Regions from separate parts of the Homo sapiens genome. Here region 2 is linked to region 1. A link is a contact called in ENCODE Hi-C or POLR2A ChIA-PET data. All regions are on one chromosome and are shown on one strand. The core of a region is the stretch at or near the end of the contact, and the rest is flanking DNA. Distances in the headings are between cores, read along the strand shown. Region 1 holds the start of LGALS14 (galectin 14). Region 2 holds the start of CLC (Charcot-Leyden crystal galectin).

The links. Hi-C counts contacts between places; a loop is a spot of excess contacts on that map. ChIA-PET counts read pairs that join two places held with the same protein, here RNA polymerase II (POLR2A). Pooled maps may share reads with other maps.
Region 2: a loop to region 1 is called in a map of GM12878, with 2.1 times the contacts of the local background. The contact joins the promoter of CLC here to the promoter of LGALS14 in region 1. A Hi-C loop is called at or near these places in 4 of 168 maps with a recorded cell type or tissue (GM12878, naive thymus-derived CD4-positive, alpha-beta T cell and transverse colon), 12 of 37 single-sample maps with no recorded cell type and 7 of 50 pooled maps. POLR2A ChIA-PET finds 5 or more read pairs at or near these places in 4 of 52 experiments (OCI-LY7, Panc1, SK-N-SH and 1 more).

The regions. Positions count from the first base shown.
Region 1 is chr19:39,701,059-39,707,411 of GRCh38, reverse strand. LGALS14 (galectin 14) reads right to left here and starts at 2,931. Exons shown (of 4, transcript NM_020129.3): 1 at 2,869-2,931; 2 at 739-815; 3 at 24-234. The coding sequence starts at 2,883. RefSeq lists enhancers at 2,785-2,874, 2,895-3,024.
Region 2 is chr19:39,734,627-39,740,979 of GRCh38, reverse strand. CLC (Charcot-Leyden crystal galectin) reads left to right here and starts at 2,951. Exons shown (of 4, transcript NM_001828.6): 1 at 2,951-3,042; 2 at 5,907-5,983. The coding sequence starts at 3,028.

The DNA.
Region 1 (6,353 bases), core at 1,682-4,181:
CTGGAAGATCCTGAAGTACTCACCTTGTATTCCTTGTGACGCACATAGATGCACAGCTCAAATGGTTTGCCATCTTCAAAGGGTAAATAGTAGCATTTCTCCTCATATCTCCATATGCCAAACACACAACTGTTCATGATTGCAGGATGACCAAAGTGCAGTCGGAATTGGAAAGCAATATCTGAGTCCTCATCCATCCCAGTGTAGAAATTCACCTCCAGCTGTGGGTCCTTGCTGAGGTCAAAGCACACAGCATGTTGGGCAGGTCCCCCCATTGTGCAGACACACACTCGCCACACACACAAATCCCTTCCCCCCTTTACCCAGGGCAAAAAGTCTCCCCGATGATACTGCAGTCCTGGTCCCTGTGGGGACGCTTTAGCTCCTCATGCCCCCAGGCAGGGAGATGCTGTGTTCCTCATCCCCAGACAAAAACTGAGCGCCAGTCAGTGACATGGGCCTATGACTTGTTCATTTCCTGAAAATTCTATGCCCTTTAATAAAGAGCCACAACCCAAACCCACTGAGTGTTCTCCTCCCCTAGGTTCCGTGGCTGGCCTGCATGCAGTTTCTACAGGTCTCATGTCTGTTGCTGGAAGGTCTCCAGGGCCTGCACTTGCATGAGGCCTTCATTATGCCAACTAGAGTTTTCCACATCACTCACACATAAGGTTAAACCCTTAGCAAATATTCTCCCTTCTCTCCTCCACCCCCTCCATTGGACCATGGAGTACTCACACAAAAGTGAGGATCGGTGTCCCTGTGATTATCACGCACGAACCAACAGGCAAGGAAACAGGCAGTGTGTATGGTACCTGCCAGGGTATGGAGAGTGAGTGAGAGCTAAAGGGTAAGGTGTAACCTCCCCTATGTAACAGATTCCCATGGTGCAGGAGGTTAGAGATCAAAGGTCAGACTCTGAGGCCTCTCCCCTTTCACCCTACCACAGTCAGGGCCCCATATTCCTGAAGATATGGTGGATCCATAGGTAAGAGCAATTGTTCAAGAGCCCGGATGCCTGGATTCCAGTCCTCATTTTGCCTTATACTAGCAGTGCAATCTTAGATCTATTACTTAACCTCTCCCTGCCTCAGTTTCCCCAGGACAAGGAGGACTATCAGGAATTCCTACTTTGTAGGGTGTTCTCAGTAATAGAGGAGTTAATATAGGTAAAACTTTTACCCTAATCCCTGGCATGTATAGGGTCAATTAGGGGTGACCTAACAGAACAGGGGAGTCCTCCTGAAACACTGACCTGCCTTATTTTCAACTCAGAAAATGAAAACAAGACTTGAGGGTGAAAGAATTTAAAAATTCACTCCAGTGAGAAACAACACTTGTTGAAAGAGAAAGGGAAATGACGAAAGAACAGGAAACCCCTGTGTGTGGGATGTACACGCACCACAATCATCAAGGGCAATGGACGTCCTTCCCAGAAGCGGCACACATTACTGACAGCACAGCCCCAGTACTTGCACAAATGAAGCCTGTGGGTCAGGGACATAACTGGAGGGAATGATTGATTTCTACGACGACTGCAAGTGGTTGATGATTTTTCTGTATTTTTGAGATAGGGTCTTGCTCTGTCACCCAGGCTGATATGCAGTGGTGCAATCACAGCTCACTGAAACATCGAACTCCTGGACTGCAGTGATCCTCACACATCTGCCCCCTCTTGTGTAGCTGGGGTGAAAGGTGTCTGCCACTCTGCCAGTCAGATATTTAAAGATTTTTAAAGAAAGCATATCACTATGATGCCTAGACCGGTCTCAAATTTCTGGCCTCAAGTTACCCTCCCATCTTTGCCTCCCAAATTGGTGGGATTATAGTCATGAACCAGTGAACCCAGCTGCTTTGTTGAGTAATGTCCACAGTAAGCACTGTCTGAATTCAGACAGCTTGTTCTTTCATGAGTGGAGGAACAAGTTTAGTCTCAGTTCAGACAGAGCTTACAGTGGATATTTTGTTTGATTCCGTCTCTTTAACCACGGCCTCTAATATTCTTCCCTGGCAAATCAGTATCTTCACACTCGCCTGTTCCACAATGGGAAGAACAGGCTGGGCTAGCGACAGGGAAGCTGAGCCTGGGAGGCAAAAGCCAGTGATCACTCTGTGCAGTCCCCACCTGAGGAACCATCTCTCCCATAATCTGCGTTCCTTTTCCTCACTCTTACTGGGAAGAGATATCTACTGATGATATATTTCGCTCTCATAAGTGATCTGAAACGAGTCCTTGGTAACTCACAATCCCCAAGATCCCCACCAGTTAAGCCACTTGGGATCCACATTGCCACACATGAAAAGACACACAGGTGCTTCATCAGAGGTGCTGCTGTGTGGGGAGGAACCTTCACATGCACAGAAGGCCACGTGCATGTTTTCCCTTCAATACCCAGTCACATCCCAGCACACACACCCATAGTCACACAGAGCCATGCCACTCACTGAGTTACACACACCTGCTCACTGTGCACATAAAGATGACCATGCACTGGTCTGGCTGTGCCCACACACACTCACATCACAGACAGGAAGACAAAGCACACTCACCCCCTTACACTCACTCACACACTTGCCGGTCCTGGTGGGTCATCCACCTCCCACCTAAAGTCACTTAATCTCAGCAGAGTTCACTCTCATCAGACACCACCACACCCTCACAGAGGGTTACACTGGTCCAGGGTCCACAGCCTACACCCACAATCATCTCAGATACCACAGCCTCAGGGTTTCTCTTCTACACACCCACAACTCTCGGTAATGCATTCACAGTAGGAATGCTCATATTTTCAACTCAGAAAACCTCCCCTGTTTCTTTCTTGGTTTATGTGACTTGAGATTATTGAAGGCTGTGACTTTTCAACTCACGGGTAGTGATGACATTGTTCTCTCCTTCTGGGCAGCTCTTCGGAATTGTGTCCAGTCTTCTGTGTGAATCTCTGAGTGGGATCATTTAAATGCTGCAACTCAGAGATGCCCTTTGGCTTCATGCCAGATTCCAAGCCCCTCCCAGCAAGCTTTCCGTGCAGCAGGAGAAAGACTCAGGTGTCAGAAAGAAACTCTGTCACAACCATAGATGTTTGCAGGTCTGTGTCTGTAATGCAGCAGAAATGACAGTGGGGGAGGTACCAGGCTGTGGATTGGGTTACCAGGGAAATGCATAGATAAGGATGATGGAGTGAGGGGTAGGGATTGTAAAGCCCAGCCTTTGTGCCTCTCAAGCTTTTTCTCCAGTATGCAGAATCTAGCCAGAAGGTGTACATTTCCTCAATTTGTACAATGACTAAAAATAAAAAATTGGGAATTTTGGAAAAAGACGTTAGACCTAGAAGGTAATTCTTCTCTTTGCCTTTAAAGGTTCTGGGAGGGCCTTTAAGGGTCAGATCCTTTTGACCTTGATCCTCAGGAGGATCTGGGAAGAGAAGTAGAGATAGTTCTTGCATGAACCTGCCTCACACTAGGCCCCTTGGATCTGCCAGGTGAGGGTCACTCTCATCTGTCTGTCACATACCTGGGCTCTAGCTGCATTCTCTGCTTTGTCTTGGAGTCCATGTAAAACAAAGTTTCAGAGATATTGTTTCTCCTGCAGATTCTGGGAGAAAGATGAGATTTTTTTTCTTTTTTCTTTTTTTTTACTTTTATTATAGGTTCAGGGGTACATATGCAGATAAAGTCATGTCATGAGGTTTGTGGTACATATGATTTCTTCACCTGGGTACTAAGCGTAGTACCCAATAGTTATTTTCTCTGCTCCTATCTCACCTTTCACCCTCCAACCTCAAGTAGGCTTCTGTGTGTGTTGTTCCCCTATTGGTGTCCATGAGTCTCATCATTTAGTTCACAATTATAAGTGAGAACATGCAGTATTTGGTTTTCTGTTCCTGCATTAGTTTGCTAAAAATAATGGCCTCCAGCTCCATCCATGTTCCTGCAAAAGACATGAACTCATTCTTTTTTAGGGCTTCATAGTATTCCATTGTGTATATGTATCACATTATCTGTATCCAATCTGTCCTTGATGGCATTTGGGTTCATTCTGTGTCTTTGCTATTGTGCACAGTGTTGCAATGAACATTCATATGCATATGTCTTTAAGGCAGAATAATTTCTATTCTTCTGTGTATACAGTAGTGTATACACCATTCCCAGTAATGGGATTGCGGGGTTTAATGGTAGTTCTGTTATAAGCTCTTTGAGGAATCACCACACTGCTTTCCACAATGGGTGAGCTAATTTACACCACCGCCAATAATCTGTAAGTGCTCCTTTTTCTCCACACCCTTGCCAGCATCTGTCCTTTTTTGACTTTTTAAGAAGAGCCATTCTGACTGGTGTGAGATGGTATCTCATTGTAGTTTTGATTTGCATTTCTCTAATGTTCAGTGATATTGAGCTTTTATTATATACTTGTTGGCCACCTGTATGTGTACTTTTGAGAAGCGTCCCCTGTCTCTACTAAAAATACAAAATATTAGCCGGGCCGGTGGCGGGCGCCTATAGTCCCAGCTACTCAGGAGGCTGAGGCAGGAGAATGGCATGAATGCGGGAGGGAGAGCTTGCAGTGAGCCAAGATCATGCCACTGCATTCCAGCCTGGGGGACAGAGTGAGACTTCATCTCAAAAAAAAAAGAAAAGAAAAGAAAAGAAAAGTATCTGTTCTCTGTTCTTGTCTTTTCTCGCCTTTTGTTGTTGTTTTAAGACAGGTCTCACTCTGACATTCAGGCTGGAGTGGTGTGGCTCCATCTTGGCTCACTGCAACCTCTGGCTCCTGGGCTCAGGTGATCCTCCCAGCTCAGTATCCTGAGTAGCTGGTACTGCATACCAGCTGTGCAGACCTCACCTAAGGGACCAGTACCCCCGTAGTCTGTATTCCTCTTCCCCACACTTATTGGAAAGAGACACCTACAGATCATACATTCTGCCTTTAAATTGTTCTTTTTGCCTTTAAAGATTCTGGGACAGCACTGCCCTTGATCCTCAGGATGATCCGGGGGGGAGGTAGAGAACGTCCTTGCATGAACCTGCCCCATGCTAAGCCCTTTGGCTCTACCAGGTGAGGGCTGCTCTCATCTGTCTGTCCCACACCTGGACTCTAGCAATACTCTCTCCTTTCTCTTGATGTCCATGTGAATCAAAGTTTCAGAGACACTGTTTCTCCTGCAGATTCCAGAAGAAAGGTGACATTGGTTTTTTTCTTTGTTTTTTAAACGTTTATTTTATGTTCAGGGGTACATATGCAGGGAAACTCGTGTCATGGGGTTTGCGGTAAAGATTATTTCACATCCAGGTACTAAGCCTAGTACCCAATAGTTATTTTTTCTGCTCCTGTCTCACCTTTTACCCTCCACCCTTAAGTAGGTCTCAGTGTGTGTTGTTTCCCTCTTGGTATCCATGGGCCTCATCATTTAGCTCACACTTCTAAGTGAGAACATGCAGTATTTTGTTTTTCATTTCCACATTGGTTCACTAAGGTTAATGACCTCCAACTCCATCCATGTTCCTGCAAAAGTCATAATCTCATTCTTTTTTGAGGCTGCATAGTATTCTATGGTGTATATGTACCACATTTTCTCTATCCAGTCTGTCCTTTATGAGCTATTAGGTTGAGTCCATGTTTTTGCTATTGTGCATACTGTTGTAATAAACATTCATGTGCACGTTTTTATGGTAGAATGATTTATATTCTTCTGGGTATATACTCAGTGATGGGATAGCTGGGTTGAATGGTAGTTCTATTTTAGCCATTCGAGGAACCATCACATTTCTTTCCACAATGATTAAACTAATTTACACTGCCACCAAAAATGTGTAAGTGTTCCCTTTTCTTCACAAACTTGCCAGTTTCTGTTATTTTTTGACTTTTGAATACTAGCCATTCTGACTGGTGAGAGATGGTATCCCATGGTGGTTTTGATTTGCATTTTTCTAACGTTCAGGGCTGTTGAGCTTCTTTTCATATGCTCGTTGGCCACATGTATGTCTTCTTTTAAGAAGTATCTGTTCCTGTTCTTTGTCTACTTTTTTTGAGACAGCCTGGTCTGACACCCAGGCTGAAGTGCAGTGGTGAAATCTCGTCTCACTGCAACCTCTGCCTGGGCTCAGGCGATCCTCCCAGCTCACCTTCCTGAGTCCCTGAGATTACAGGTGCCTGAGACAAGACTCAGCTAATTTTTCTATTTTTCATAGAGATAGGGTTTTGCCGTGTTGCCAAAGCTGGTCTTGAACTTCTGGACTCAAGCAATCCACCTACCTTAGCCACCCAAAGTGCTGGAATTACAAGCGTGAGCCACTGCACCCAGCCCTTTGCCCACTTTTTTATGGGGTTGTTTGTTCTTTTCTTGTAAAGTTGTTAA
Region 2 (6,353 bases), core at 1,702-4,201, 34 kb before region 1:
TGGAAAATATATAAAACCAGCTCAAATGCCCATCAATCAACGAGTGGATAAAGAAATTGTGGTGTATATGTATACCATGGAATACTACTCAGCCATAAAAAGGAACAAACTATTGGCATTCGCAGCAACCCGGATAAAATTGGAGACCATTATTCTAAGTGAAGTAACTCAGGAATGGAAAACCAAACATTGTATGTTATCATTCATAAGTGGGAGCTAAGCTATGAGGATGCAAAGGCATAAGAATGATACGATGGTTTTTTTTGTATGTCAAAGATATAATTGATATTTGGATAGTGAATTACAAGATTTTCATCAGAACAAAGGTCAGCTCAGCTGGTAAACACTGTCACACTCATAATGACAGCCTGCCCACACTCTGCATCTGTTCCCCAGAATGTTCCCTCACTTGTTCTACTGACTGAACTTTTCCACCCAGCTGAAAATCCATTTTTGTTTCATTTTCTCTTCTAGCCATAAAACTATTAATAGATTCAAATGAAATGCATAGTCCAGACATACCTTGCCACTCAATCAACTGATAATTCCTGAGAAATACTCTCTGGTTTGAATTGCAGGAAGAAGTTACAGGAAGAGATATTTATTTCTTAGAAATGGAGTTATCGAGCATCTGCTGTGAGCCAGACACTTAGTAGTAAACACAAAGCTGCTGTCAGTGAACTGGCAGACAATGAGAAGTGGCCATGCTATGGCTATTCTGTGAGAGTAGAGGCATGGGGTTGTCCTGTCAGTCATGTGAAGAGTGTGATGGAAAGACAAAGGCCAGGAATCACACTGATGTTTCTGTATAAAAGAAAGGAAGGGAGGGAGGGAAGGAGAAAGGGAATAAATGCGGATCTTCTTAAAAGAAAACACCGGTTATCACTACATGGCATAAAACCATGGCACTGAAAGTTATGCATTCAATGAATATTTATTGAGCACTTACCTTGTGACAGGCAATTTATGTGGTGCAGGGATGTTCCAGGATAGAGAGGTGACTGAGCAAACCCACCTTGCTGTATAGAGTGTTAGAACATCGCTGGAGGAACAGGAAAAACAGAACACAAAATAGAAAGAGTGCTCTGTAACAAGAAGCATGGTTGCTGGGTTCCAAACTGTGATTAAATTTTTTAAAAATTTTAACTGTATTATGACCTTTATTTTTAAAATGTTTATACAAATCATTTAAGTAATATAATACCTTCTTGTGGGTAAAATTCAAACATTACAGATTTATACCTTGACCTCATTTCTTCTAAACCCAGTGTCCCCCCCTACAAGGAATGCCTTCTTTTGACATTTTCTAGTGCATTTATGAATGTTTGTGTGTACTTATGAGATCAATTTTATTTTTTTGTCGTTAAAATAATTGGTCTCGTATTATGCATGTTTTCTTCATGCCTTTTCATACTACAGCATTTCTTGAAGATATAGCCATGCCAGTACTGATAATTTTGTTTTTCTTTTATATATAGTCTATGTACTGGCTACTTAATTAAAAACTGTACTGTAAAAAATTTCAAATGTTTGCAAAAGGAGAGAACTGTCATCCCCAGATTATTTTAGAGCAAATCCCAGATATTATATAATTTCATACACAAAACCTAAAGTTTTTCGGGGGAACAGTGTGTGCTTGGAAAGATGTAGTTGAAAAGAAAGACTGAAAGCAAGTCGTAGGGCATAATGGATTTCTGAAGAAATAGTTGCAACCAGCAGAAGTATGGGCTATTGTGCAGAGGATATGGAAGTTAAAGAAGATCAATCTCTCTGCATCACTGAAAGGATTGCTGGAATGCCTGAGAAGTAAATAACATCAACATCTTTATCCACAGCTTACTAGGTGGCCAGACGCCCTGAACTGATATTTCTTCCCCAGTTCAGATGAATAGCTGGGATATTACTCAAAATTCTATTGCATATCTGTTGCAAGGAAAAGCAGTTCCTCTTTCCCTTCTGTGGTAATTTCTTACAAGCTACAGTTCTGGGCAGGGTGTGAGGGTGGTTGCCTAGAACGGGGTTTCCAAAGCTCCTTAATTGTGGCCTCTGACCCTTTTCATTGCTTCCATGTCCATACCCAGAGTCAAAACCCAAGGAATGCAGTGGGATGACATTACAAATTAATCTTAAGGAAATACGTTATATACCAAAAGAACTGTGTGATTGTGCTGATTTATATGAGCAGAATCTTGGAGTGCATGCTTGGAAATGAATTGTCAAGGTTTTAGATCAGGGAAAGTGGAATTTATTGTCGGGTCAAGCACAACTAATATTAATGCTAATGCATCCTCATCGCTTAGCTCCCACTTATGAGTGAGAAATCTCACCTTTCTCCAAGAATCTGCAGGAGAACGACAGCCTCAGATTTTGATTCACATGAAAAGAAATAGGGAAATAAGAGGGCGTACCTAAAGCCCAGGTGTCTGAGAGACAGAGTGGGAGTGGCTCTCACCTGGCAGAGCCAAGGGATCTGAGGGTGGGTAAAGAAGACACAAGTGTTTTCTCTACTTCTGTCCCCAGGTCCTGCGAATGATCAAGATCTATGCTCTCCCAGAACCACTGGAGAAGGAGGAGGAGGATTTTCTTTCAAAGCCAAGTGCCTTGCCCCCAGGATCTCCAGCTTTTTACCATTGCACAGGTTAGGAGAACGCACACCTTCCTGGTAGATTCTGCACAGTGGAGAAAAGGCTTCATGAGAAGCATGGAGGCTGGAACTCACACCACTCATCCTCACTCCATCGTCTTTATCTGTGCATTTCCCTGGTGACCCCTTCCTCCTCCAGTACCTCCCTCACTGTCGTTTCTGCTGCATCACAGGCACAGGCCTCCAAACAGGTGTGGTTGTGACTGAGTCTGTTTCTGACACCCCACCCCTTCTCACTGTGTGAGGAAACCTTCCTGGGAGGGGCTTGGAATCAGGAATAAAGCCAGAGGCAGGGCTGATAGGGGCCATTTAAATTCTGCAGCTCAGAGATTCACACAGAAGTCTGGACACAATTCAGAAGAGCCACCCAGAAGGAGACAACAATGTCCCTGCTACCCGTGAGTTAAAAAGGCACAGCCTTCAATAATCTCAGGTCACACAGAAAAGGGAAGAGGGAGATTTTATGGGATGAAAATATGAAAATTTCTACTGTGAATGCTTTACTGAGAGTTGTGGGTGTGTGGAAGAGAGACCCTAGGGCTATGGTATCTGAGATGCTCCTGGGGTAGGGGGGTAGGGGGTGTGGATGCTGGAACATTGTGACCCTCTGTGAGCATGTGATGGTATCTGATGAGAGTAAACTCTGCTAAAAATGATGTGACTTTAGACGGGATGTGTATGGCCCTCCAGGATATGGGTGGGTGTGTAAGTGATTGTAATCAGGTGACTGTGTTTTGTCTTCATGACTGTGATGTGAGTGTGTGTGTGAGCACAGCCGGACCAGTGCATGAGCATCTTTATATGCACAGTGAGCAGGTGTGTGTGACTCAGTGAGTGGCACGGCTCTGTGTGACTGTGAGTGTGTGTGCTGGAATGTGACTGGGTGTTGAACTGGGAACATGCATGTGGCCTTCTGTGCATGTGAAGGTTCCTCCCCACATAGCAGTACTCTGTCTAACTTCCCTTGTGCATCACTGTGGATCCCCGGTGACAGAACTTGTGGGATCTTGGGGCCCTTGAGTTACCGAGGACTTATCTCTGAGCATTTATGAGAGCAGAATGCATGAATTCTCAGGTGCCTTTTCCCAAGCAGAATGGGGGTGAGAAACAGACGATGGGGCTGATGGTTCCTTAGGTGGAATCTGCACACAGTGACCACTGGCTCCTGCCTCCAGCCTCAGGTCTCTCCCTGTCTCCTACCCTAGCCTGGCCTTCCCATTGAGTGCCAGGATGCTAGAGAAGGACATTGAGGGACTTGATTTAAGAGACTGAATCACCCAAAACCAGGAAGGTACAAGGCAGAGCTTACAGTGGATATTCATCAAGATGTTTGCTGAGGCCTGTAGTCTCAGCACTTTGGGTGGCCGAATTGAAAGGCCCATGTCAGGCCAGGACTGGTAGACCAGCCTGGGAGACATAGCAAGATTTCATCTTTCCAAAAATTTAAAAATTTATTGAATGTGGTGTTGCATACCGTAGTTCCAGCTGCTGGGGGGCATATGCAAGAGGTTCACTGAAGCCCAGGCCTTCAAACCTGCAGTAATTTTTTTTTTTTTTTTTTGAGACAGAGTCTCGCTCTGTTTCCCAGGCTGGAGTGCAGTGGTGCAATCTCGGCTCACTGCAACCTCCACCTCCCGGGTTCAAGCGATTCTCATACCTCAGCTTCCCGAGTAGCTGGGATTACAGGCTTGTGCCACCACTCCTGGCTAATTTTTGTATTTTCAGTAGAGATGGGGTTTCTCCATGTTGGCCAGGCTGGTCTCGAACTCCTGACCTCAAGTGATGCACCCACCTTGGCCTCCCAAAGTGCTGAGATTACAGGCGTGAGCCACCACGCCCAGCCTGCAGTGAGTTTTGATGGTGCCACTGCATTCCAGCCTAGGTGACAGTGTGACCCTGTTTCAAAAAAGAAAAATACCATCCATTTATAGATTCTAGCCAATAACTTCCCTGACCCACAATCTTCATTTGTGCAAGTACTGCGGTTGTGCTCTCAGCAATGTGTGCCCCTTCTGGGAAGGACGTCCATTGCCCATGATGATTGTGATGTATGTGCCTCCCACGCACAGGGGTTTCCTGTTCTTTCCTGTTCGTTTCCCTCTCTCTTTCAACAAGTGTTGTTTCTTTCTTTCTTTTTTTTTTTGGTGGTTAAAATGATAATAAAAAATAAAACTCACAATCTCAAGTTAGAAAAGATGCAGAGTACCTGAAACAGTCAAACGATGCTTGGAGGGATGTAAAATGATACAGCTACATTGGAAAATCGTTTGGTATTCCCATAAAATTAAACATAAAATCACCAAACAAACAGAAACACTTTACTCACCAGATTTTAGCCAAGTAAACACTTTAGTTTATGGAAAATCCTATACAGAAATGTTTATAGTGTCATTATTTGTAGCTGTTCTCAAATTGAAACTAACCCAAAGTTGTTGTTTCTTACTGGAGTGAATCTCTCTACTGTTACATCCTCACATCTTGTTTTCACAGTTTCAGAGTTGAAGATGATCGCAGGTCAGTGTTCCACAAGGACCCTCCTTGTTCAGATAGAGGACCCCCAACAGGCCCTATACGTGCCAGGGTTTAGGCTAAAGGGTTTACATCTATTAACTACTGTATAACTGAAAACATGATACAAAGTAGGTATTTCGGATTATCATCTTTGTATTGGGAAAACTGAGGCAGGGAGAGTTTAAGCAATAGATCTAAGGTCCCCTTGCTGGTTGGGCAAAGTGGCTCACCCCTGTAATCTAGGAGTTTGGGAGGCTGAGACAAGAGGATCCCTTGAGCCTAGATGCTCCAGACCAGCCTGGGCAACATCGTGAAACCCCAACTCTCCAAATACGTATAAAATTAGCTGGGTGTGGACCAATAGTCTCAGCTACTCAAGAAACTGAATTGAGAGGATGGCTTGAGCCTGGGAGGTTGAGGTTGAAGTGGGCTGTGATTGTGCCAGTTCACTACAGCCTGGGTGATTCAATTAGACCCTGTCTAAAAAAAAGGTTCAAAACATGTTAACATCTCACTGCTAGTAGTCAGCACAATAAAGGATCTAATTGAGGTAGCTCAGTTTCTGAAGCTCTGCTCTTAACCATGGGCCCCATTGTTTTGAAAAATACGGGGTCCTGACTGAGGTAGGGTGGGAGCAGGGAGGCCTGAGTCTACTGCTTGATCTCTAACTGGCTGCACCATGGGAATCTGTTACAGGAGGGGAGGCCACACCTGGCCCTGCCTCTCTCACCCACTCTCAATCCCCTGGCAGGTGCCATACACAGAGGCTGCCTCTTTGTCTACTGGTTCTACTGTGACAATCAAAGGGCGACCACTTGCCTGTTTCTTGTGAGTACTCCATGGTGCAAAGATGGGAGGTGGAGAAGAGGAAGAATATTTTCTAAGGGGGTGACCTCATGTGTGAATCATGTGGAAAGTCTAGTTGGCAGGATGGAAGTGCCATGAATGTGCAGGTCCTGGAGACCCTCCAGCACCAGGAACAAAACCTACAGCAGCTGCACTGGGGGCTAGTCATGGGTCTAGGAGTAAAGGACACTCAAGGCTTGGGGCTGTGACACTTTATCTATTAAAAGGCATAGAATATTCAGAAAATGGGCAATTCATATGACCAAGTCAGTGACTATGGCTCAGTTTCCATCTGTGGATGAGGGCTGGAGCATCTCTTTCCACCCATGGAGAACACAAGGAGCTGAAGCAG